Regions from separate parts of the Mus musculus genome. Here all the other regions are linked to region 3. A link is a loop called in an ENCODE intact Hi-C map of the cell type or tissue named here. Cell type or tissue: heart. All regions are shown on one strand.

Region 1 (8,000 bases), 580 kb after region 3:
GACAGGGTTTACAGAGCAAACAATGCTTCCTTTCCCCTCCCAAATCATCTATTGGCTCCCTCAGACTCTGCTCTTAACTTTTTTTGTCTGCTAAGAATATCCGTACCTGCAATTCTCTTTTCTTCTTCATCTCTACCCTGTGCTTTTGAATAAAATAAAGAAAGCCTTTTGACTCTAAAATCAAAGCTCCAGGAAGTATCAATTCTAGCCAATAGGCAGTGGGTTAGAAGCTGGTTAGTTTCAAAGCCATAGACTTCCATGTGACTTCCAGTCTGGGGATCACCTAGAACCTCCTATATTTGGCCTTTCAAAATTGGATTTATTTTGTCTCACTTTGCTGTTTGTTGCTGTGATGAAACACCATGACCAAAAGCAAGTTGAGGAAAGAAACGACTAATTTTGATCTTGCTCTTTGCAGTCCAGCATTAGGTGAAGCCAAGGCTGGAGCCCAGCAAGCGGGCTCTTGTGTCTGAACTGAAGCAGAGACCATGGAGAAACAGTGGTCAGTAGTTGATCTCATGGCTTATCCAGGTCACTTCCTTATACCACCCAGGACCACTTGCTTAGGGGTGCCACTGCCCAGAGCGGGGTTCTGGAACCTCTCACATTAACCATCAACCAAGAGCTTACCCTACAGACCTGCTAACAGGACTATCTAATGGAGGTGTTTCTTAAATTTAGGTTTTCCTTTCCCAGATGACCCTAGCGAGTATCAAGCCAACAAGAACCAAAACCAAGACCCAACTAACCATCACATATTTATTATAATAATCTGTTGCTGTATTAGTTGTGGTCCTCTAGAGTGACAAGAACTTATAGGATGAATTTCTCTCTGGATTCATTCTCTCTCCCGGACACTTCTCTTTTCTTGTTGTTTATGAAGCAGCGTCTAATATATTCCAGGTTAGCTCTCAACTTCTCATGTAGCCGAGGATGGCCTTGCACTGATCCTCCTGCCATGATCTCCATAGTGTTGGGACCACAGGCACTGTCACCATCCCAACAGATGCTGTGATGCATCGTTCTTACTGATGAAGAAACTGAGGCCCATGGGACTGAGGTGTGGGCATGGCTAAGGACTAGCTCACTGTGACTCGAACCCAAGCAAGTGACTTATCTCCCCTCCTTGCCCACTGTCCACGGTGTCCTGTGGGGTTTACAACTAAACACGCCTGTCCAACAAACACCATGGCACATTAGGAGAGCTGAGATGGACATGCGCTTGTCTGTGGCATGGCATGGCACAAGGCTGTGTGATGTATGCAGGGTTTCTGGGGGTCAATGCATATAGTGGGTAGAGGAAAATGGCTGTGGAGTCAAGACTCTCTGTGACAGTTTGGGGCCATTGTGCTTCGATTCTGACAAGCAAAAGCTGAACTCTCTGAGTGTGAAGCTTATTTATATACCTAGTTATAGCATTTGTGCTCAGGGGGATGTCTCTTAAGAAGAGACTAAAAATGAACTGCTGCTTTAAATAGGTAGCACCAATTACCTCTCACAATGCTGAAACTCCTCTGCTTTCTAGAGATGCTATGCTAATATATCTGGTTACTAGATTATGCTGCATAATCTCAGCAGTTGTGAGATATATCAGAAGAAGATGCTGAGGTCACCTATGGCTACATTCACCAACAGACCGGACACATCAGTATCCGGGTGTTATTTAGTGTTGGTCAATGGCCACACTGATATAATCAATGCTCTTTATGTAACTGGCTTTTGATGGTGATTATTATCAATATCCTTATGTCACAGATAATAGAGATGTAGAGGTTAAATAATGTGCCCAGTGTCGGGAAGTTCTGAGGAGATGGATGTAGACTATGGCTTTTCAGTCTCTTTGCTCCAGGCCTGACTCAGTGCCTACCATGTAGGCATGAATTTTTAAATCAACCAAACCCTAGAGGTTTCAAATACGTCACCTGCTGCCTCACCTCAGAATTTCTTGGTTATTTTTTTGCATTTCAAGACAGGATTTATGTAGCTTGAGTTGTCCTGAAACATTCACTCCTCCTGTCTCAGGACTGGGATTACAGGCCTGTCCCACCATGAGTTATTCTAACACAAAACTGTTTTGGAGACAGGGATAGCACTGGCCTGGAACTCTGTTTGATCAGGCTGGCCTCACATTTGAGATGTGACTGACTCAGCGTCTTGAGAGCTGAGGTAGGCTGTCCCAAAGCCGTTTTGCTTCACAGTGAATCCAAGCTGACTGGAGCAGCCCTTTCCTCTTTCTGAGCTGCAGATGACGCCTCTGCCTTCTGATGTCAACTCCAGCAGCAGTCGGTGAGATCTCCTGCGCTGATATCACTGTGCAGAGCAAGGGTCTCTTGCAGAGCCCCGAGTAGGGACTTCAGCCTACAAAGGCCTTTCCCTTAAAGGCCAGGCCTGGGGCACCCCTATTCACTTTACAAGAAGCCCCAAGTCTCCTAGAAAAAAAATTGCCTTTAGCTGGCAGCCCGTGGGAAAAGAGCCTGATGCCGTCAGCCTCTCAGACCCCACTACCCAAGGGAAGCCGTCACCACCCCTTCCTTCCTGGCCTCCGATTACATCTCCATCTAACACTCAGGGTCAGCTCTGAAAACGTCCCCAGACCTCATAAAAGTGTTCCCATTCTCTCCCTTCTCCTTATCAGAAGGTGCCACTAGGCTTCGGGACACCTATGGCTACCCCATTTGTGTATCAGCTTATTGTGTATTGTCTCCCGCGGACTTCTATAGCTACCCCACTTATGTATCAGCTTATTGTGTGTTGTCTCCCGAGGCTGTGAGTTCAGAGACAGTGTGGAGCTTATCACCTCTTGTCACCTTTATCTCTCAGGTGCCGGCATTGTGCCAGGCATGCAGAAGACACTTTGGAAGTACTGGGTAGACGGTCAGAAAGAGATGGACAGACAGATAAGCATTGGTATTCTTTTTTTAGTGCTAAACAAGTGTTGGGTCCCAGAGTTCTAGCATTTGTTTTGTACAAGGTCTTGCTATACATACAATTCAGGAGAACCTATGTGCATAGACTGGACTGGAACTCATGAAATTTTGCCTCTACTTTGCAAGTTCTATGATTAGAGGCACACAGTACCACATGCCCACCAGGATAGCCTCATTTTCCACAGTAAATTTGAGGAATATTGGTATCTAAAACCAAGCACCCTCAATGTAAACCGTTTCTTTTTACCAGCCAATCTGCTGCTAGTTTCTTTCTCTGCACAACGGCCAACATTGGCTAAAGCAAACAAGACCTTACTGTAGGTGCCACTGACCCAGAAAACTTAAAAGCTATGCAGTAGAGGTCATGCTGGTTCAGGTGCAGGGTGCTCCGTCACTTTAGGGGGAAACATGGGATGGCGTCAAGGGAGGCAGGTGATATGAGGCTCTGAAGATGGAGAAGATGGATGAAGAGAGGGGTCTGGAGGTGAGCTTCCAGCTTGTGACAGGAGCGAAGCGAGCTGTGAACATGGAGAGGGAAGCAGGCAGTGAGCCTTGGCTTGACCACTCCTAAGCTGTGTGGTGGGATATGTGCACTAGGAAAAAACAAAGCCAAGATGGAGGGACCTCACCTTTTCAGAGGAGCTGTGAGGGCTGAGGCTCTGAACAGTAGGGTGAAGTGCAATGAGAACTTTAAAAGGACCCAGGATGTGGTCTAAAGTGTGTGGATGGAGAACTGGACCTGGGAACTCGGTTTAGTCTGCATTTATGGAACCCATCATGTCTAGAAACAGAATTGCTTGCAAAGGTGTTGAGTTTCTTTTATTCTTCTCAACGGTTATGAAGTTTTGCTTCATAGACGGGATTGCAGGCTCCAAGAGTGGGGCAGGATAAAGACTGGGCTTTCTCCAGGTTGTCTACTTCTGTGAACGCTGAACTAGGGAAACAATCCATAAGATTTAAACTATTTTTTTAAAGTCGCCCTTCTTGGTGGGGGAGAGGGGAGAGCGGTGTGCAGAACTTCATATAGCACCCCAAACGCCCCTCCCAACTGAGACCAACGGGTGTGTGTGTGTGTCCGCGCGCGCGCGATGCGGGCCAGAAACGTGCATCCTCGCACAGATGATCGCACAGCCTCAGAAGCAAACACCCAGGCCGCCACCCTGTCGCCTGCTAAGAGGATCTGGCCGCCAACACTAGGGGGAAGGGAGGACAAAAACAAAACAAAACAACAGCAAAAATCCCAACATAATGAATGTCTCGGGGGATAGCTACTCCTCCCTCAAGCTAACCCAGAAAACAAGCGCTCTACTTCCCCGGAAATGACATGCATAGGGGCATGCATTTCGTCCCAAAGCTGAGAAGCCTTGCAGGATTAGCTTTAGAGGCTCCTAGAACCCAAAAAGCAGCATCCCTTGAGTCTCTCAGGCTCTGCTCCCAGAGCTGGTGGCCACCATCCAAAGGAGCGGCGCCCCAGGCGACTGTTCCTGTAGGACCCGCCAACTACGCCCGCCTCCAGCCGCGGGGCACCGGCAGCAGTGCAGAGAACGGGACGCGGGCGGTGGCTTCCGGGGCCCGCCGGCGCCCGGACTCCGATTACAGGTTCACACCAGGAGCCCGGCAGGCGCGCCCTCGTGCAGCCCGGCTCCCCCGCCTGGCTATTCTTCTCCATTCATGCAGCCGCCCAGAGCAGCCGCCCAGAGCAGCCGCCGCCGCCGCCGCCACCGTCGCCGCCGCCGTCGCCGTCCGTCCGGATTGGCTGGCGGCCGGGGCGCCGGCACTTTCCCACGGCCCGCGGCGCGTGCGGCTCACCGGCGGCGCTGCAGGCGCGGCCCTGGCACACGGCCAGGCCAATCCGGGCGCGCGGGGTGGGGCTGGGCGGGGCGGTGGCTATCGCCGGGCTGGTGTCCCGGGCCGGCCCCCCATTTCTGCCCGCCGCCGGCCCACCGCCGCCCGCGGCCCCCAGCCGAACTCCTGCGGAGCCGACGCACTGCCGCCGGGCAGGGGCGGGCTCCGGGGGCGGGGAGCAGCCAGCCTCGGCCTCCGCTCGTCCCGCCCCCATGCGGCTGCCAATCTGCGCAGCGAGGCGCCAATTGGCCGGGGCACGCGGTTACCCGGGAGCCGTGGCCCCGCCCCTGCCCCAACCTCTCCGCCTTCCCCGCCCTCCCCCTATCCATGGGAAGGGGCGCAGCGTGGGAAAGGGATGGTTGAGTTTTAACCGGAGACTGAGCGTGAGTGGGATCAGTGTGCACGCACCTCCCGCAGCCGAGCGCTGAGCGGCCACTGCAGTTAACTCCTCCTTGCCCGCCGCGCGACCCTCCTCGGAGCCCACGCTCCGCCACCATGAAGAGAGCTCACCCAGACTACAGCTCCTCAGATAGTGAGCTGGACGAGACCATCGAGGTGGAAAAGGAGAGCGCGGACGAGAATGGGTGAGTTGGCGGCGTCCGACCGATCCGGAGCGGGAGGAGAGGATGGGGTGCGCTGATGCTGGGTTCCCTTTGCCGGGAGTCGTGGGCCGGCAGCTGCTGGCTGGGAGCAATCGTCCCCGAGCCCTCCAGCTCAAGTTGCCAAAGAAATCTGGTGTAGGAGGGCTCTCCTTTCCTTTCTCAAGGCAATTGCTTCCCATCTTACAGAAACTTGAGTTCGGCGCTGTGTTCCATGTCCCCAACGACATCGTCCCAGGTTTTGGCCAGGAAAAGACGGAGAGGCGTGAGTACCCCCCCCCCCAATAATTTAAATATATATGCACATTGTTATATTAATTAATTAACTAACGGAAAGAACCACATTTCTTCTCGTTGGAATGTACAGTCATAACGTAAATGCCCTCCTTTGTTTTTGTCTGCTTCCCATAGATCATCGAGAAGCGCCGACGAGACCGAATCAATAACAGTTTGTCTGAGCTGAGAAGGCTGGTACCCAGTGCCTTTGAGAAGCAGGTAATGGAAGTATGAGAGCGCTGAGTGTAGCCATCGGCACCTTCTGATTCCCTCCCCTCCGTGCTTCTAACCTCATTTGTGCCAAGTCGTTGGATGTTCTTACACAAATTCCCACAGATTTTGTGGATATACGTGACTTTTGCTTTTTTTTTTACGTTTGTATTTTACATGTATGTATATTTGTGTGCATATTTTAAGTTCTCCAAAGGCACTTGTGTCAGATAAGCCTTTTGTCTTCTTTTTAGGGATCTGCTAAGCTAGAAAAAGCTGAGATCTTGCAGATGACTGTGGATCACCTGAAAATGCTGCACACTGCAGGAGGGAAAGGTATTCCTCTCCAGTTCAGCTGGGGCTTTGCGTGCTCGGCGTGGGGGGTGGGGGTGGTAGCAAGCGCAGTCTGGGATTGGTGCAGTCCCTGCCTGCTTTGCTTTGTGGGGTGGGGAGAGCAGTATGTGCTTGCCAGCCAAGTGCACCTTCAACAGCACATGGGTTCTTGAGCAGTGAATACATCACCCCAATCCTCTTTCAACTGAGCTAATGCACCTTTCAGCAAGCGCCTGTCTCCCGGAGCTCCTCCGGTTGTGACAGCCCTGATTTAGGTCAAGTCACTCATGTTTGTCTGTTGCTATTTAAGAAAGGATTGGGAAATGGCTTATTAAAAAGAACAACTAGATAGTCGGAATTTTATATACAGATTTAGAAAACGAACTGCCAAAAGAATTTGGAGGAAAGAGACATGTTGGGGCTAAATAGAGAGGAAAAAAAAATCTAACGGGGTGAGAGACTGAAGCCCGTGTCTGTCTCCAGCCACCAGATTCTTCACCAAGGACCAAGTGCCTAAAAGCTCCACGATGATAACTTACATCTGTGTGTCTAATGAATTTCACTGCTCTGTGGTTTCTCTGTCCTTGATGTATTTTTTGTTGTTGTTGAGGGAAAACATTAAAGGAGGGAACATAGTTTCATCTGCTGGTAGGGTATAATTCCAATTTCTGCTCAGCAGCTTCTAATTGGGCTTTGAACTTGCATTAGCAAACATATACTGTTGATTAATGCAAAGATTTTGGTCAGCTTCAAAATATTTGAGCTTCCAGGACCCATGATCTGTGCTGTAATCCTGTATGGAGTTGCCAGGAAGAACTTTGGAGTGGAAGAAATTCAGGAAATGAGCAGAGCCTTGAAGGTTTTCCTTTGTTTTTGTGCACAGGTTATTTTGACGCGCACGCCCTGGCTATGGACTATCGGAGTTTGGGGTTTCGGGAATGCCTGGCCGAAGTTGCCCGTTATCTGAGCATCATTGAAGGACTCGATGCCTCCGACCCGCTTCGCGTTCGCCTGGTCTCCCATCTCAACAACTACGCATCCCAGCGGGAAGCCGCGAGCGGCGCTCACGGTGGCCTCGGACACATTCCCTGGGGAAGTGCCTTCGGACATCACCCACACATCGCACACCCTCTGCTGCTGCCCCAGAATGGCCACGGGAACGCTGGCACCGCGGCGTCACCCACGGAGCCGCATCACCAGGGCAGGCTGGCTTCTGCCCATCCGGAGGCGCCGGCCTTGCGAGCGCCCCCTAGTGGCGGCTTGGGACCGGTGCTTCCCGTGGTGACCTCGGCCTCCAAACTGTCTCCACCGCTGCTCTCCTCTGTGGCCTCGCTCTCAGCCTTCCCCTTTTCCTTCAGCTCCTTCCACCTACTGAGCCCTTCGACACCCACGCAGGCAGCAAACCTTGGCAAGCCCTATAGACCTTGGGGGACAGAGATCGGAGCTTTCTAAAGAACTGATGCTGTAGAACAAGGGAGGGGAAAGCTTAAAATCCCAGGTGTGTTGGGACGGTTGTCAACACCACCCTAAAGTCGCCAGTAAGTCAGGAAAAAGGTACATTTTCAGATAATTTTTTTCTAAAGACTAAAAGTTTGTTGGTTTACTTTTCTCTTTAATTTTTTATCATGTCATGCATTAGCAGTTTTAAAAAATTAGTTGTTAATTTTTGTTTAAAAGATTCAATTGAGGTAGTGATTACGAACCAACACTTTGATCCGTTGTTTGTTCTGTGCCTCATTTATTTTGTAAACCTGTCTGTCTGAGAATGATTCCGTTTGCCTCAGCGTGGGGAATCTTAACATTAGTGTTT
Region 2 (8,000 bases), 76 kb after region 3:
AGTTAATAGACTTTTAATTGTAAAAAGACTTTGGATTTTTAAAAGAGATGGATATTTTAAAGAGATTGAAATTTTAAGAATATGTAAAAACTGTGGGACGTTTAAAGTTATTTAGACGTACTTTGTCACTTAACCAAAGTATGGGGGGGGGGGAGAATCAAAATTAATAAATCTAGAGATGAAAAGGGAGCTATTACAAAACATACCAGTGAAATTTAAAAGCTTGGAAACATATATTCCACTAAATAGGAAATTTAAAGGAAATGAATTAATTTTTAGGTGCATATGACCACAAAAGTAAACCCAGACAGGAGAAGCATTTTAACCAGACTGGGGACAAGCAGTGAGGTTGGACCAGCTATTAAAACTTCCACATACAAAAGGCTCAGGACCCCGTTGGACTCACTGGTGTGGATTTTAACAGGCTGCTACCCAAGTTCTCAAACCATTCTGTGAGATAGAAAAGGAAGAACTCATCTGGATAAATTTAAAGAGAAACAAAGGAAAGGCGACTCTCTTTCATATACAGCACCTCACACTTATCCACAGCACATCCTACGTCTTCACGAGGGACCTGCTGGTTTGAGGGCCAAGGTCAGCTTCCCTAGGGCCAGTTGTGATCCTCCGAGAGCAAGCACCATCAGCACTGCCCACTCTCTCCAGCCTTGCCTACCCTGAGTTTATTTACTTGCACACATGCATATGTATGGATTCTTATATATAACAAATCAATCAACCTTTGTGGGGAAAACAACTGTATACAGCTGTGTAACATCTACATCTCGCATGGAGATGTAGAACATTATGCTATCCCAAAGTTCCCATTACACTCGGAGTGCATGCTCACCTCGAATACCCTGGTTTCAATTGCCAGGGAGCATCTTTGCTGACCTTTGACCTTACCATCAGTGGAGTCATACACATGTACTTTTTTGTGCATGGCTTTCATATTCTGCAAAATTCTGAATTGCTGAGCATGGTGGTACACACATCTTTAATCCCAGCAGAGGCAGGCAGATCTCTAAGAGTTCGAGGCCAGCCTGGTCTGCATAGTGAGTTCCAGGACACCAGGGTTGTATAGTCAGAGCCTGTCTCAATAAACAAACAAACAAAAGAACCCAGCAAATATGAATTATACCATATTGTATGTCACAATTTGTTTAAGCACTTGAGTTGTCCCCATTTGAGCTATTATAAAGCTTTTTGCATGTGTTTTTGGGGGTAGAATTTCTGGGATAAAGAAACTTCAAGTGTTTGCAGTTTGCAATCCATGAGCAAAACCTTACAGTTTCAGTTAGCCTACATCTTTTCCAAGACCTGACATTGTCAGCATTTAAGATTCAATTTAATCTAATGGGTGTGAAATTAGATCTCACTCTGGTTTCATTGTATGTTTTTCTTATGACTAATACTTTGTTCTATGAAAAGTCTATTCAAATATTTCTTGGTTTGTTTATTAGGTTGCTTGTCTTTTTAAAAAATGAATTTACTTATCGTGTGTTCATATATGTGTGCATGTGCCACAGCTTGTGTGTAGAGTGCAGAGGACAATTTGTGGAAGACAGTTCTCTTCTTCTACCATGTGGTCCTGACCATGAATCCAGATCCTGAGGGTTGGTGGTAAGCATCTTGCCTCCCTGAGTCTTTTCTCTGCACTAGCTTCTCTTTATTCTCTGTAATTTTTATATGTTCTGTGTACAGGAATTGGGGTAGTTGGTTTTTCACTCACTAACTTTGCTTGTTTGTTTTTGTTTTTCTGAGAAAGATTTCTATATTTAATTTTGTTACATTAGTGGTTTTTTTGCTTGCATGTATGTTTGTGTGCTGGATCTCCTGGAGCTAAAGTTACAGACAGTTGTGAGCAGACATATAGGTGCTGGGAATTGAACCCACGTTCTCTAGAAGAGCAGCTAGTGCTCTTACCCACTGAACGGTCTCTCCAGCTCCTTTTTTTGTTTTTCTTTTCTTTCCCTTTTTCTTTTTTTTTTTTGTTTGTTTGTTTGTTTGTTTGTTTGTTTGTTTGTTTGTTTTTCGAGACAGGGTTTCTCTGTGTATTCCTGGCTGTCCTGGAACTCACTCTGTAGACCAGGCTGGCCTCGAACTCAGAAATCCGCCTGCCTCTGCCTCCCAAGTGCTGGGATTAAAGGCGTGCTCCACCACACCCAGCTTTCTCCAGCTTCTTTTATTATATATATTTTTTGATGAGCAAAATTTTTAAATAAAAAAATTGACAAGCCGGGCGGTGGTGGCACTTGGGAGGCAGAGGCAGGCAGATTTCTGAGTTCGAGGCCAGGCTGGTCTACAAAAAGTGAGTTCCAGGACAGCCAGGAATACACAGAGAAACCCTGTCTCAAAAAAAAGAAAAAAAAAAAGACAGCAATAATCAACCATTCTTTTAAGTTTAGGGCTTTTGTTTATATCTATCAAGGAGATTTACCAGCACAAGTTTGAGGAAGCATTTGCCATCTATCCGTTTTGTTTGGCTGCTTTGTGAATGCGCGCACGCAATTTTTTTTTTTTTTTTAAAATAGGGTTTTATTGTAGACATGATCTCTGACCTCAAATTGGGCAGATTTGGCTCAGTTTGGCTGGCCTCAAACTTGCTAGACCCTGAAGCCAGCCTCAGAACTCCTGATCCTCTTCCTTCTGTTTCTCTGGAGTGCCAGGATTTCAGGCATGAACACTCCTCTGAAGAGGGGGGGCTGGAGGAGAGATGGTGCCTGTCTCAGGAGCTACACAGAGATCACAAAGCTGGACAGACTTGTATCACATACTCAGTTCCCATGATCTGATAAGAATTCCGGTTCCTGGCAGTGAGAGCCAGGCTCAGCTCAGGAGGACCGGAAAGCCAGAACCCTTTCCTGGGAGGCACAGAAGCCAGGCTGGTCGCATGGTGAGCCCTGCAAGCCCCGCAGTTGGTGTGAATAAGGTAGGCCGGAAGTGGAGAGGCTCGCTCCTGTCCCACGCTGCTCCAGGAAGGAGATAATAGCAGTTGGAAGTAACAGGTGGCACCAGAGGAGAGGAAAGAGGCTGGCCAACCCTCAGGGTTCAGAGAAGAAAGGAAAGGACTTTCGGGAGCTGGCAGGAAACCCGGAATGTCCTCAGGGTCTTGTTTTGGCAAGAAGCCCTGGCTCTTTACAGCTGCTCACCTAACCAGCTTTCTGGAAGTTTGGAGTTCAGACCCAAGATGATTTATATGGTTGCTTGAGAGAGGTGAATAATGAAAGAAGAAACAACCCATAAAAGGACCAGTTAGTGCAAACTTCTGGTTTTCTTTCTTGGCTGGTGGTGCCCTGCCAAGACCTCCCTCCAAACTTGGCTCTGAGCCCTCTGCTCAGTGAACCAGTGCTCACTGGCGGTCACGCCGCTTATTATGCTCAGCCACACTGATTATCAAGCTTGGCCTTTTCTTCCTTAGCGTGGGGCGCTTCACTATGAATGAAAATAAGTGCCATGTCAGTGGTCTCCTGGCTACTGGATCACACCAATAAGGAAAACCTGCTTTACAAGCTTCCACTGAACCTCCAGGAGAGGACGCAACTGAAAACTCGACACCAAATGTCTGGCTTTCAGCCAGGACTAACAACTGTTCCTTTTTTTTTTTTTTTCCAAGCCACATTCTGGTAACCACAGAGAACCAAAATAGATCCTCGGATTCTGGAGCTCAGAGCACTTTCTAAAGGAAGGTGAAATCACAGCTCAAACCATAGGGTTAGAGGAGGAAAGGACCCGGGTTGAAAATTTTAGGGGAAAAAATTGGTTAACTGCCAATAGAACATTCTTTTAAAATCAAAGAGTCAACTAAACTATTATATTGCTTTACAGATTGCTGCTAGTCATTATGGTTTGATTAGAATTGCCACATTCGAGCCAAAATACAAGATACCTAATTAAATTTGAATTGCAAATCAAAAATAAATAATTTTTCAGTGTGAGCATGTCCTGAATTTGGCATGTGCCAGATAGTATATTGGGATATACTAATATTAAAAAATATTCATTGATTATCTGAAATTAAAAATTAACTAGATGTATATTTATCTAGAAACTTTACCTACATTTCTACTACAATACTCAGAAATATGAGGAGGGTAGAGAGGCAGTTTAAATCTGAGTGCCATTTGAAGCCCCGCATGGTGGTGTGAGCTTTAATTCCAGTAACATTCAGGAGACAGAGATAGGCAGCTCTGTGTGAGTTGGAGGCTAGCATGGTGTACAAAGTGGGTTCCATTACAGCCAGGGCTGCTACACAGCAAAACCCTGTCTCAAAAAGCAAACATACAAACAAACAAAGATTATCATTTGACATATGTTAAAATCAACATGTTTTCTATCAAGTTTTCAAATTAGGTGGTTTGCTGCTGCCATCCACCTCTGTTCCTCCTGCTGCTGCCGCCGCTTGCTGTTCCTCCTCTGCTGCTGTTCCTCCTCCTCCTCTGCTACTGTTCTTCCTCCTCCTCTGCTGCTGTTCTTCCTCCTCCTCTGCTACTGTTCTTCCTCCTCCTCTGCTACTGTTCTTCCTCCTCCTCTGCTACTGTTCTTCCTCCTCCTCTGCTGCTGTTCCTCCTCCTCCTCTGCTACTGTTCTTCCTCCTCCTCTGCTACTGTTCTTCCTCCTCCTCTGCTACTGTTCTTCCTCCTCCTCTGCTGCTGTTCTTCCTCCTCCTCTGCTACTGTTCTTCCTCCTCCTCTGCTACTGTTCTTCCTCCTCCTCTGCTGCTGTTCTTCCTCCTCCTCTGCTACTGTTCTTCCTCCTCCTCTGCTACTGTTCCTCCTCCTCCTCTGCTGCTGTTCCTCCTCCTCCTCTGCTACTGTTCCTCCTCCTCCTCTGCTACTGTTCTTCCTCCTCCTCTGCTACTCTTCTTCCTCCTCCTCTGCTACTGTTCTTCCTCCTCCTCTGCTACTGTTCTTCCTCCTCCTCTGCTACTGTTCTTCCTCCTCCTCTGCTACTGTTCTTCCTCCTCCTCTGCTGCTGTTCTTCCTCCTCCTCTGCTGCTGCTGCTGCTCCTCCTCCTCCTCTGCTGCTGCTGTTCCTCCTGCTGCTGCTGTTCCTCCTCCTCTGCTGCTGCTGCTGTTCCTCCTCCTCTGCTGCTGCTGTTCCTCCTCCTCCTCTGCTGCTGCTGCTGTTCCTCTTCCTCTACTGCTGCTGCTGTTCCTCCTGCTGCTGCTGTTCCTCCTCCTCCTCCTCTGCTGCTGTTCCTCTTCCTCTACTGCTGCTGTTCTTTCCTCCTCCTCTGCTGCTGTTCCTCCTGCTGCTGCTGCTGCTGCTGTTCCTCCTCCTCTGCTGCTGCTGCTGTTCCTCTTCCTCTACTGCTGCTGCTGTTCCTCCTCCTCCTGCTGTGGCTGAGTTTAACAGAACAAGGGATTAAACCGAGGGCCTCATGCATGTTAGGAAAGACTCTGCTGCTCTATGCCATTCCTAGCTTTATTTTTACTTTCTCTCTCTCTCTCTCTCTCTCTCTCTCTCTCTCTCTCTCTCTCTCTCTCTCTCTCATTCTGTGTGTGTGAGAGAGACACACACACACAAACACACACACACTGAGAGAGAGAGAGAGAGAGAGAGAGAGAGAGAGAGAGAGAGAGAGAGAGAGAACACATATGCACTACCTGTGTTCAGGAACCTGCAGAGGTCAGAAGAGACATTGAATTCCCCGGGAACTGGAATTCCAGGTGGTTGGTAATTGGAATTGAACCTGGGTTATTTGTAAGGGCTGTGAGCACTCCTAACTACTGAGCCATCTTCCCAGGCCTTCTGTTTTTACTGTCTCATCTGGAGACATGATTTTGCTCAGTTGCTGAGGCCAAATTGGAACTCACTCTACAACTCAGGCGGGCCTTGAACTTGGAACTTTCTCACCCCAGTCTTGAGAGTAGTAAGATGACAGATATGCACACTGTGGCAGCTGAAATGTAGGCCTTTAGAAGTTCTTTTAAAATACAAGTGACAGGAAGAATTAATCGTGTGCACTAGACACTCTTCTAGGCACTTCAGTTTCTATATTACTTAATAACCACTTTCCTGCTCAATTTCAGTTTGAAAGCTCTCAGCAGGATACAGGAGTTGAAGCCAGGTCCTCTGCAAGAGCAATAAATGCTTCTACCACTGAGGACCACCCATTCAGGAGTAGCACAGCCCACAGTGGGATGCCCACACACACACACACACACACACACAGAGTAGGATGCCCCCCCCACACACAGTAGGATGCCCACACACATACACACACACACACACACACACACAGAGTAGGATGCCCACACGCGCGCACACACACAGTAGGATGCCCCCCCACACACACACACAGTAGGATGCCCCCCCACACACACATCCATCCTTAACTAGAAAATGTCCTCACTGATTTGTCCCCAGGCCAATCAAATGGGCCATCTTCAGGGTATCTCAGATGATACCCTGGTTTCTGTTAAGCTACCAACCAGCTTATGTCAGTAGTCAATAAAATGTACTGACCCCAGGGCTGGACTGTGGTTCAGTGGTTGAGTGTTCGCCTTGGATGCACGAGCCCAGGGATGTGGCCCCAGCACCGCTGAATATATAAGTTCATATTAGAAAATGAATGACTCAGCAGCTCAACATGTGCTCTGCTCTTTGGAGGACCAGATTCAGTTTCTATACCCAGGTCACTCTATCCAGGTTTGACGCCTGTGGCACCTGCACTCATGTGAACACACATACACACACCAGTTAAAAATAAAATAAACCTTAATTTTCAGAATGAATTCAAGACAAAGCTGGTACTGTGTTGGCACACAGTCCCATGAGAAGATAATATTTATTCATTTAGCTTTAAGAAAAAGGAACTATCTAAGCACAAAGACCCCTATTCAAAGCAGAGCATATTAATTAAACCTTGAAAGGCAGAATAAATGGACCTTAACAAATTTGCTAATTATACTTACTGTGTATATGATTGCTTATTTAACAAACACCTTTAAATGAATGAATTTATTTTAATTGACCAAATAGTCATCTATAGTTGTGTATACAATATGGTGTTGTCAGATATGTATGCATTACAGAATGGCTAAGTAGCATACATCACCTCCCATGCTTATCACGGTGTGGGATGAAGTCACTCAGAACCTCTCGTGGATTTCTTCTCAACAAGTAAAACTGGATGGAGAGGCTGAGACCACACTGGATTCCACTGGGGCAGGTAGCATCAGGAGCCTGTTTGCTAAGTACTTCTTGGGGTATGCCCCACAGACAGAGGTCGACTATGTGAGAGCTTCAAAGACATCAAACACTCTGCATAAAAATCAGATGACCCTGTGGGACCTGTCTGAAGCTTCAACCCGTTACGAAGGGAAGGAAGGAAGTATATGTCTGGAGGAGTCTGAGCCAACTTAGAAGAGCCACCTAAGTGGCCAACGTCAGGAGGACTGGCAGTAGCTTATTTGTTCATAAAGATAGCTCCAAGTCGGTTTCCCAAACAGTTTAGTCTCTTTTCCTAAGCAGCAGGCTTCCCCAGAGAGATGGCTGGAATGTGATTGGCCTTTTCCACCAGGGAACTTTGTGCGCATCCATTCCAGCGATGACTGCGTGTCAGCAGCAAGGCAGCGAAGGACATAGATCTCTTCGCTTCCTCCCTGCCCTCCACGCTTCCCTCCTTGGGAAGTTGAGCCCGGTGCCTTGGATGAGCAGAGCACTCTACCACTGAGCTACACCGCCAGCTACTCACTAGTATTATTTTGAGAGAAGTCACACTAAGCTGTCTGAGCTGTTCTTCAACTTTTGGACCTCCTGTTCCCAAATTCATCATTTGGGTAGCACAAAGCAGCCCATCCCTCCCCTCCCCTCCCCTCTCCCCTCCCCTCCCCTCTCCTTCCCTCCCTTCCCTTCCTCTTTCTTTTATTTTCTCTCTTCCTTTGGGTTACACTTATTTATTGAAATATTTGTTCATTTAACATCCGTTAACTGGTCATGTGCTGCGTGTCAGGGGTCACATGGTGTGTCTAAGTACTTATCTATGTAGATACAGC
Region 3 (8,000 bases):
GTGTCGGTCAGCAACACAAAAGAATCAATTCCACCCACCACCACAGGTTGTCTGAGTCATAAAAAGGAAGACTGACCAACAGCTATTTGACTTGAAAAGGGCTATCAAAACGGTCAGGCTCCTGTAAAAAGGGGGGAGGGGGACTAAAGCTCATAGGTAGGCTTGCTCTGTAACTAGGTTTCCAGTGAGCAAATGAAGCCCAAATCACTTCACATTAAACATTTCCAGAGCTAAGATTAACACCCTTCATATAAGCTATTCACGACCATGTTTTTGAAAAGGATAATACACTCAGAAGAGAAATATCAGTAAGTAACTAGCTAAAGTGTACAATGATTATACCAAACAAGTTTAACAGAGACGGACATCGTAAAATTATTTACCCTACTGAACTAACTTCCTGTACATTTGCATAAGCCTCTCATATTTCACATTATCTCGACCTGACACGAGTTTAAGAGTGGACAGCCTGTAGCACCGAAGCTTAAGGAAACTGTTTAATCCATTCTTCAGGCTACTTCTAGTACTTTAGTGTCTACGAACACAAGAAGGGACAGTTCTAAAATCTCCTCTGACTTAAAAAAAAAAATCCTTTTTGACCGAAAGTCAATCAAAGGTTAAAATCTCCAACCTCTCCCAGCCTCTCTCTCGGATTCAATCTCACAGGCAAACCCTAACTCGAAAAAGAAGATAAACCCAGCGATATCATTAGAAAACTGTCCTTCTACCCCTCCTCCCCCAATAGATCCACAACTTTGGAAAACTTTGTTTCCAGGCTTTCTAAACCCCTACGCATAAGCTCTCGCGAACCTCTCTCGATCGGAACGAAGTGAGTCTTCCCCCGGAGGATCTTAATTTCCCCCCTTCTTTACTTTAGTTTTAGTCTTCCCCACTGATAAACCTTTCCCAAAAGATGTGGTCGAAAAGCAAAGGCAGGATCTACGGTACCTGGGCGTTGGCTTCGTGGAGTTTGTGTTCGGTGGAGACGTGGTGCCTTAGGAGCAGGGTTTTCTTGTAGTTGCGGGTCCCTCGCGAAAGCTCATCATGCCCCACCTGGGTAAGGTCCACGCCGCCCCCATCCTCGGGGATCTTTTGGCACCATCCGCAGAACATAAGGCCGGTATCCTTGGAGTACCGCAGCCAAGGGAAGTCCTTGAGCCAAGAGGTCTGGAAGGAGCACTGGAGCTTCTGCAAGAGGGACTTGGGCCTCGCGAGCGGGAAGTGCTGGACAGTCTCTCCTTCGCCAGCTCCCACACCGCTGCCCTCCGCTTCGTCCCCACCATCGCCGCCCGACCGCCTGCTGCTGCTGCAGCTGCCGCCTTCCGCCCCACTGCCATCGCCCGGGCTCGCCCCCTCCTCCTCGGTGCTGTAGCTCAGGGACGCCCCGTCCTGCATCCACTCCTTCCCCTCCAGCGCGTCCAGCTCCGGATCCACGGCCGCCGGCCCTCGCCCATTGAAATGCCTGAGGGGCCACGCCGAGGTCTCCGGGCGGCCGCGGCTGCTGCCATTGTTGCCGAGACCCCCGCCGCCTCCCCCGCGGAAGGCCAGAGTCCGACGGTTCCTTTCCGCTAGCAGGGGGCCCCCCGCGCCGCCGCCCAGCAAGGAGGGGCCGCCCGTGTCCTGAGGGAGCAGCAGCAACTCCTTGACGTCCTCGGCGGCGGCCGCGCCGGCGGCGGCCTCCGAGTCCTGGGGCTCCAGGCCCTCCAATTCCATTTCCTCGTCGGCCCCGCGCCCATTCGGCTGCTGCGGCGCGGGCGGCGCGGGCAGTCGCGGTTGCGGCTGCGGAGGCCAAGAAGAGGCCTCCCCGCCAGCGTTATTGTTCGTGGGGCCGCCGCCGCCGGTGACCAACCCGCCTCCTCGGAACGCCAGCGTCCTGCGGTTCATCTCACTGAACGACATGGCGCGCGCCGCGGTCACCGCCGCCGCCGCCGCCGCCCGGTGCCTCGGCTCGCGCCCGGGCTCCGGCCGCGTCCCGCGCGCTCGCCGCGGCTCCCCCAACGCTTCGCCCCCGCCCCCGCCCCCGGCGCTGCGCTGCGCCGCTCTGCGCTGCGCTCCCGCCGGCCCGGCCTCACCCTCCCGCCGGCTCGCGCTCGCTCCCGGGCCGCCGCACGCGTCTACTGCCGCCGCCGTCCCAGCCGCGTCCTCTCCACCCGCGCCCCGCCGCGCTCCGGGCAGCGTCCCGCGCGGAGCGGTGGGCGGGCAGCGGAGCGGCGAGCCGGGCGCGTGCGGCCTTCGAAGTTGAGGAGGAGTGCGGTTGCCCCTCCGCTGCCCCGCTTCAGCGCTGCGCGCACACACCGGCCCGCCAACAGATCTCCGTCCTCGGGGGGAGTCGTGTCGCCGCCGCCGGCTGCCGAGGCGCGGACGCGAGAGGCGCGCTAAGCCGCCAGGCTCCGCCACATAGCGAGCCGACAATAAAGCCGGCGGAGCGTTTCCGTCCGACCAGGCCCTGGCGGAGGTCGAATGGCAAATGAACAACGGACCGTGCGCCCACAATGCACCGGGGTAGCAGTAACCGCTGGAGGGGGAGAGGGTGGGGGCCGGCCGGGGGAGGGGGCGGGCTGGGCCGGGCTGGGCTGGGCCGGGGGCGCCCGGGGACCGGGAAAGGGGCCGGCCGCTCGGGCCCGCGGGCGGGGGTGCGGCCACGGGAAGGAAGCGGGCGGGGCACGGGCTGGGGTCTCGGGGCGGGGCCGGCTCGGCCAGGACAAACAGCTGGCGGGTGTCAGGGGCCGGCTCGCCGCGGCGCGCCCGTGCGCACGGTCCCCGGCTCTCGCCACGACTTCACCTGGGACTCCAGGAGTAAGTGCGGTGGGAGCGCGCCCGGCCCTGTCATCTGCCGGGGGAGGGGTGGGTGGCCGTGCCCGAGGAAGTGAACTTATTTTGTTCCTGCACAAAAGACTGGACCAGGCGGTGCCTCCCTCGCGAGGACACCTCCTTGGGCTCCTTGTGTACGCCGGGCAGCACCTCTGGCCCCGGGCGACGATCGTTTCGCAGAAAATGCACCGCCCCGAGTGTCTTATTGCTGTGATGAAATGGAAATTTAAATAAAAGGTCGAACACGTGCGTTCAGTGGGAAGTATTGACATGGGTGTTACATCACCAGCAGCCAATCAGATATCTCCAGTCGTGTTTATACTTCTACAACCACCTTGTGAGTATTACAGTATGTCATAGCGTTATAAATATTAGGCAGGGTTTTCCCCATGAACGGGGAGGAGTCAGCTGCTGCGGGCGCCGCGTGCGGCCGCGAAGGGAGTGCAGCTCCGAAGACAGGGTGTGTAGATGAGAATTAATTTTTAGGATTTTGAGAAAAGCTCTTGGCATCGCGTATGGAATTTAGAGTGATTACATCGGTCTAAGCTGGAAATGAACCTCCCTAAGTTATATTAGTTTACTTTTTTGTTTTTGTTTTTCAGAAAGAGGCCTTGCCAATTAAGAACCCTTAAACTCACCCTCCCCATTAACTATGCTCTATTTGGAAAACATTAGCACGTTTACACTCATTAATTCACAAAGTGAGGTCGATTTATCTGTTATTTATTGGGAGCGATTTTTGAAACAGGGTCAAGGCCAGCCTAGTCTACATTTTAGGTCAGCCAGGGATACACACAAAGATCCTGCCTCAGTATCTCGAGTTCTGGTATTACAGGTGTGAACCACCATGTTGCACAAGCTTAATTTAAAAATTCGTATGTTTGAGCCTATTTCAGGCTTTCTTTCCTGTTTTTTTTCCCCCTGCCTTTCTTAATTTTTTGTTTTGTTTTGTTTTGTTTTTGTTTTTCGAGTCAGGGTTTCTCTGTGTAGCCCTGGCTGTCTTGGAACTCACTCTGTAGACCAGGCTGGCCTCGAACTCAGAAATCCACCTGCCTCTGCCTCCCAAGTGCTGGGATTAAAGGCGTGTGCCACCACACCCGGCTAATTTTCTTTCTTTCTTTCTTTCTTTCTTTCTTTCTTTCTTTCTTTCTTTCTTTCTTTCTTTCTTTCTTTTTTTTTTTTTAAGACTATGTAGCCCTAGCTGTCCTGGAACTCACTAGGCAAGAGTGGCTTTGAACCCACAGACATCCACCCACCTGGAGTTTCCCTTTTGGGGTGGGAGTGGAGTGAAGAGAGCAGTTGATAAATGGTGGTCTCTCATCTTTCAAGTTTTAAAATTCAGATTGATGGCTGTTGTGTCTGAGGACTCAAGAGTTAAGTTCCCAGAGCCTGTGTATGGCGACTGCCTGTGTAAGTGTATGGAGGCTCAGAGCCTGTAATAGCAGCAACAGGGGATTTGCTCAGGTACCAGGCACACATGGTGCACAGACAGACATACCTGCAGGAACAATGCCCATGCACACAAGTTTTTAAAGCACATTTTCTCAGTGTTATAAATTAATATTTGCTAACACTTTTTTTTGAGACAGCATTATTATGTAGCCTGCTGGCCTTGAACTCTCCAGCCTGGGTCTGTCACCATGCCCAACTTACCTCAATGGAACTTTTGATTTGTTTATACAGGTCTCACTCTATGTCCCTGGTTGTCCTAGAAAGCACTGTATAGATGAGGCTACCTGTAATTCACAGCAATCCTGCCTTAGTCCAGGCTAGGATTAAAGGTGAGAGCCCCATGCCCAGTTTCCTTAACACTTCTGATTGAACTAAGCCCAAGACGAGTGTTGAGCTGTGTCGATTTAGATTTTTCAAAGCCACTTTGACTTAATTCGCCTTAATTTTGGTACCTGGTGTAATGAAGTTTTGTATATGAAATAAAATTGATGAATTCTAAAGTGAGTTTGAGTTTACTTGTGTAAACTTGTCACCTATGACAACATAATTTCGGTGAGCTGACTGAGGGGACTTCCATGCCACCAAAAGCTTTGACTTGGGGTGTCTTCCTATCATCTACCCGTACTGCCACCTGCCATCAGGTGCCGTAGGCCCTGTACTTGGATAAAGGCCCTCAGAGTGAGTTGGTGAGTTCTGGTTGGTGATTTTTCAGACAGTTCTGTGCCATACACCTTGGAGGAAGAAGGAAAACCTGCCTGCTGTGGCTGCTGTAGTATGGAAAAGTGTGACAATGACATGCTTGGTTTTCAATGTGTTTTTTTTTTTTAAGACTCTAAGCATTTTGCAAATAAATACATTATATTTTAACCACCCCAGCCTCTTTCCCTTAAAAAAAAAAAAGTGGTTACTGACATCAATCAATTATAAGATTAAGATTGAGAAATGTCATCTGTATTTATTCATATCATCTGCTTTATTCAAAAACTAATAAACTTACCTCATCTCAAGCTTGAATCCCTAATTAATGTAGAATAGGAACTATATTAAGTTAGGCTAGAATCTGCTTCCTATGTATTTTTATAGCAATCGAGTCAACCAAAACAGTTCAAGTTCTACTTGGCATTCACAATGAGTAAATGCCTTTCCTCACACGCACATCCTTCCTTATGTTTTATAGGTCTACACTGTTGTTAGGTATGGTAGCACATTACTGTAATCCCTGAAATGAGGAAGCTGAGGCAGGAGGATCATTTCAAACTAGCCTCTGCTATAGGCTTTAGACCAGCCTAAGCCACACAAGATCTTGTCTCAAAAAATGAATTAATGGACAAATATTTAAATAATTTCCACATGGCTTCTTTCTGAAATTATCTTTAAACATGAGCTAATTGAGTGACACTCAGGATGGGGAGCCACTGTGCGGCTCAGGACTCCCAGGAAGCCCATCTCCAGGGGATCCAGTTGCCTCTTCTGTTCTCCACAGACAACCCGCCCCCAACACACACATAAAAGTAACTTTTAAAGAATGAATGATGGAGCCGTGTGGTGGCACACATCTTTAATCCTAGCACTTGGGAGGCAGAGGCAGGCGGATTTCTGAGTTCGAGGCCAACCTGGTCTACAGAGTGAGTTTCAGGACAGCCAGGGCTATACAGAGAGAAACTGTCTCAAAGAGTGAATGATACATTAACATGGACCCTGAGATCTCTCAAATGCTGGACCACCAACCTGGCAGCATACACCAGCTGATCTGAGGCCCCAACACATATAGCAGAGGACTGCCAGGTCTGGGTTCAGTCAGAGAAGATGCACTTAACCCTCAAGAGACTGGAGGCTCCAGGGAGTTTAGAGATCTGGTTGGGTGGGAGGTGGGGACATCCTTGTGGAGTCAGGGGTGAAGAGGAGGTGTGGGATGTGAAACAGTCAGAGGGTGGATGCAGGGTGGGCTTAGAGGGGAGGGAGAGTAAAGTCTGGAGCATAAAAAAATAAAAGCGTTCCTTGGTTAGATCCCCAGGACTGTAGAAACCAGGCATGCTAGCATGGACCTGTGACTCCATCACTTGGAAAGGAGAGGAAGAGAACCAGACTTCATCCTTAGCTATATTAAGTGTGAGGCCAGCCTGGCATTCAGGAGCTCCAGCCTGAAAAGAAAAAAATAAATAGCAATACTAGATTTATGTAAATTAAATTCTATGACCATTGAACTAATTAATAGCCAAATAGTATTGGTGAGAGGAGTAGGTGTGTGTGTTTATGTATGTGTGTGTGAGAGAGAGAGAAAAAGAGAGAGAATGTGTGTCTCTCTGTGTGTTTATTTCAGTTGTCTGCCTCTAAAACCTACAAGAAATCAGAAACCTTGAAGGAATCAGAAACAGATATCTACCACCAAATGCCCTGTACTAAGGGAACTGTGACTAACAAGGGGCTCTCCTTCTCTGTAAATGGAGTGTTTAGGAATTCCCCCACCCCTTCCAGTCTCCAACTAACAAGCAGGGGCCTGTCCTCCCCTGTGGCCCCCATACTTAGTGTTAGGGTTCTGCCATATTTAAGGGAATCCCCCAATGCTTACCAGGGAACCCCTGAAGAACGGGGCAATCCCAAGCTGTCTGCCCCCTAATTTCACTTAAATTTTGTAAACTTCTAGAGGTGATGGTTCATGCTGTCCCTGGGGGACTGATAGGAAGTGACACCTAGACCTGGCTCAGCTGAGCCTTGGTCAGACTACACTGTCCTGTAGTGTCTTGGAGGGCCTTTGCTGCTCAGCCCTTTGTCTGATCTGCTTCTGAGAAATGGTACAGGTCATCTCCCAGAAAGATGGGGCTCATTTTACTCTCGCAAACTCAAGCAAAGAATAAGACTTTCAGAAAGAGTTTATGATGTCTTTCCTCACAATCTTCCTTGATAAACTTTTCTGTTGATTCTTTTATCTTTCTTATCTAAAGAGAAGTTATTCTTTCAAAAAAATTGAATTAGAGTCAAATAAGGTGGCTCATTTGTATAACCCTACCCCTTAGGAGGCAGAGGCAGGAGGATCAAACATTCAAAGGTGTGCCTGACCCTAGAGGATATTTTCAGCTAGGGTAATTCTTTCCTGTCAAAGCTAAACTTTATACACAAACAATGTTATATCTCTAAAATTATAAGGTACATTGTTTTTAATTGCTACATTAAAATTAAACTTTATTGTTCAAATATAGTTGTAGGAAAAAAGAAAAGTCTTACCCACTATTTCCAGTACCCGGAATTAATCAATATCATGAAAATAGTGTATCTGTGCTTAGCACTCTAGTTTTGATATTTGTGAGTCAGGTCCTATCTCATTTTTAGCAATTCATGCATTTTAATATCACTAGCTATCCTGTGGCATTTGTCACTTACCATATGTGGATATGCATGGTTGACATAACCAGGGCATTGTTTTATTGTTTACTTTTGCCAATTTTCCCATTATAAACAACTTTTTATTTTTATTATTATTTTTTTTGAAGTAGGGCCTCGAGTAGCCCAGGTTAGCCATGGAAGACCATGAAGTCCTGATCCTCCAGCCTATACCTTCCAAGTGCTAGCCCAAGACTTGTTCCACCAGGCCCAGTCATCATTTAAACAGCTTTTTAATGGACACCCTTGCAAGAACAACACTGTGTAATGTTTTATTTACATATTTATTTTTGTGGTGCTGGGAATAGCACCCATTCTACCAACCAAAAGAGCTGCATCCCCAAGCTCCTGTTCTGCTT

The links. A loop is a pair of places that touch in the nucleus more often than their neighbours do. Peaks named below come from ENCODE experiments on the same cell type or tissue, not always from the same donor. Only the 100,000 strongest peaks of a DNase experiment are listed, where the experiment ranks them.
Region 1: it touches region 3 in a loop (8-fold over the local background); 2 of 42 quality-filtered maps call a loop at or near these places.
Region 2: it touches region 3 in a loop (2.0-fold over the local background); 2 of 42 quality-filtered maps call a loop at or near these places.

The regions. Positions count from the first base shown.
Region 1 is chr3:8,664,138-8,672,137 of GRCm38, reverse strand. It overlaps Hey1 (hairy/enhancer-of-split related with YRPW motif 1), which reads left to right and starts at 5,100. Exons shown (of 5, transcript NM_010423.2): 1 at 5,100-5,356; 2 at 5,561-5,636; 3 at 5,783-5,866; 4 at 6,112-6,193; 5 at 7,074-8,000. The coding sequence starts at 5,268. The coding sequence ends at 7,642. LOC115489673 reads left to right here and starts at 2,450. Exons shown (of 2, transcript XM_030252957.1): 1 at 2,450-4,914; 2 at 5,060-5,214. The coding sequence starts at 4,252. The coding sequence ends at 5,200. In heart, a CTCF peak has its summit at 4,102; DNase peaks (open chromatin) are centred at 4,077, 4,937 and 7,437; H3K4me3 peaks cover 4,594 bases; H3K27ac peaks cover 3,982 bases; H3K27me3 peaks cover 489 bases.
Region 2 is chr3:9,169,376-9,177,375 of GRCm38, reverse strand. Gm41996 (a long non-coding RNA gene) reads left to right here and starts at 2,665. Exons shown (of 3, transcript XR_878674.2): 1 at 2,665-2,929. In heart, a CTCF peak has its summit at 3,510; a DNase peak (open chromatin) is centred at 3,345; H3K27ac peaks cover 685 bases.
Region 3 is chr3:9,245,029-9,253,028 of GRCm38, reverse strand. Zbtb10 (zinc finger and BTB domain containing 10) reads right to left here and starts at 2,462. Exons shown (of 6, transcript NM_177660.3): 1 at 949-2,462. The coding sequence starts at 1,899. In heart, a CTCF peak has its summit at 3,237; DNase peaks (open chromatin) are centred at 1,228, 1,388, 2,758 and 2,998; H3K4me3 peaks cover 3,659 bases; H3K27ac peaks cover 2,206 bases.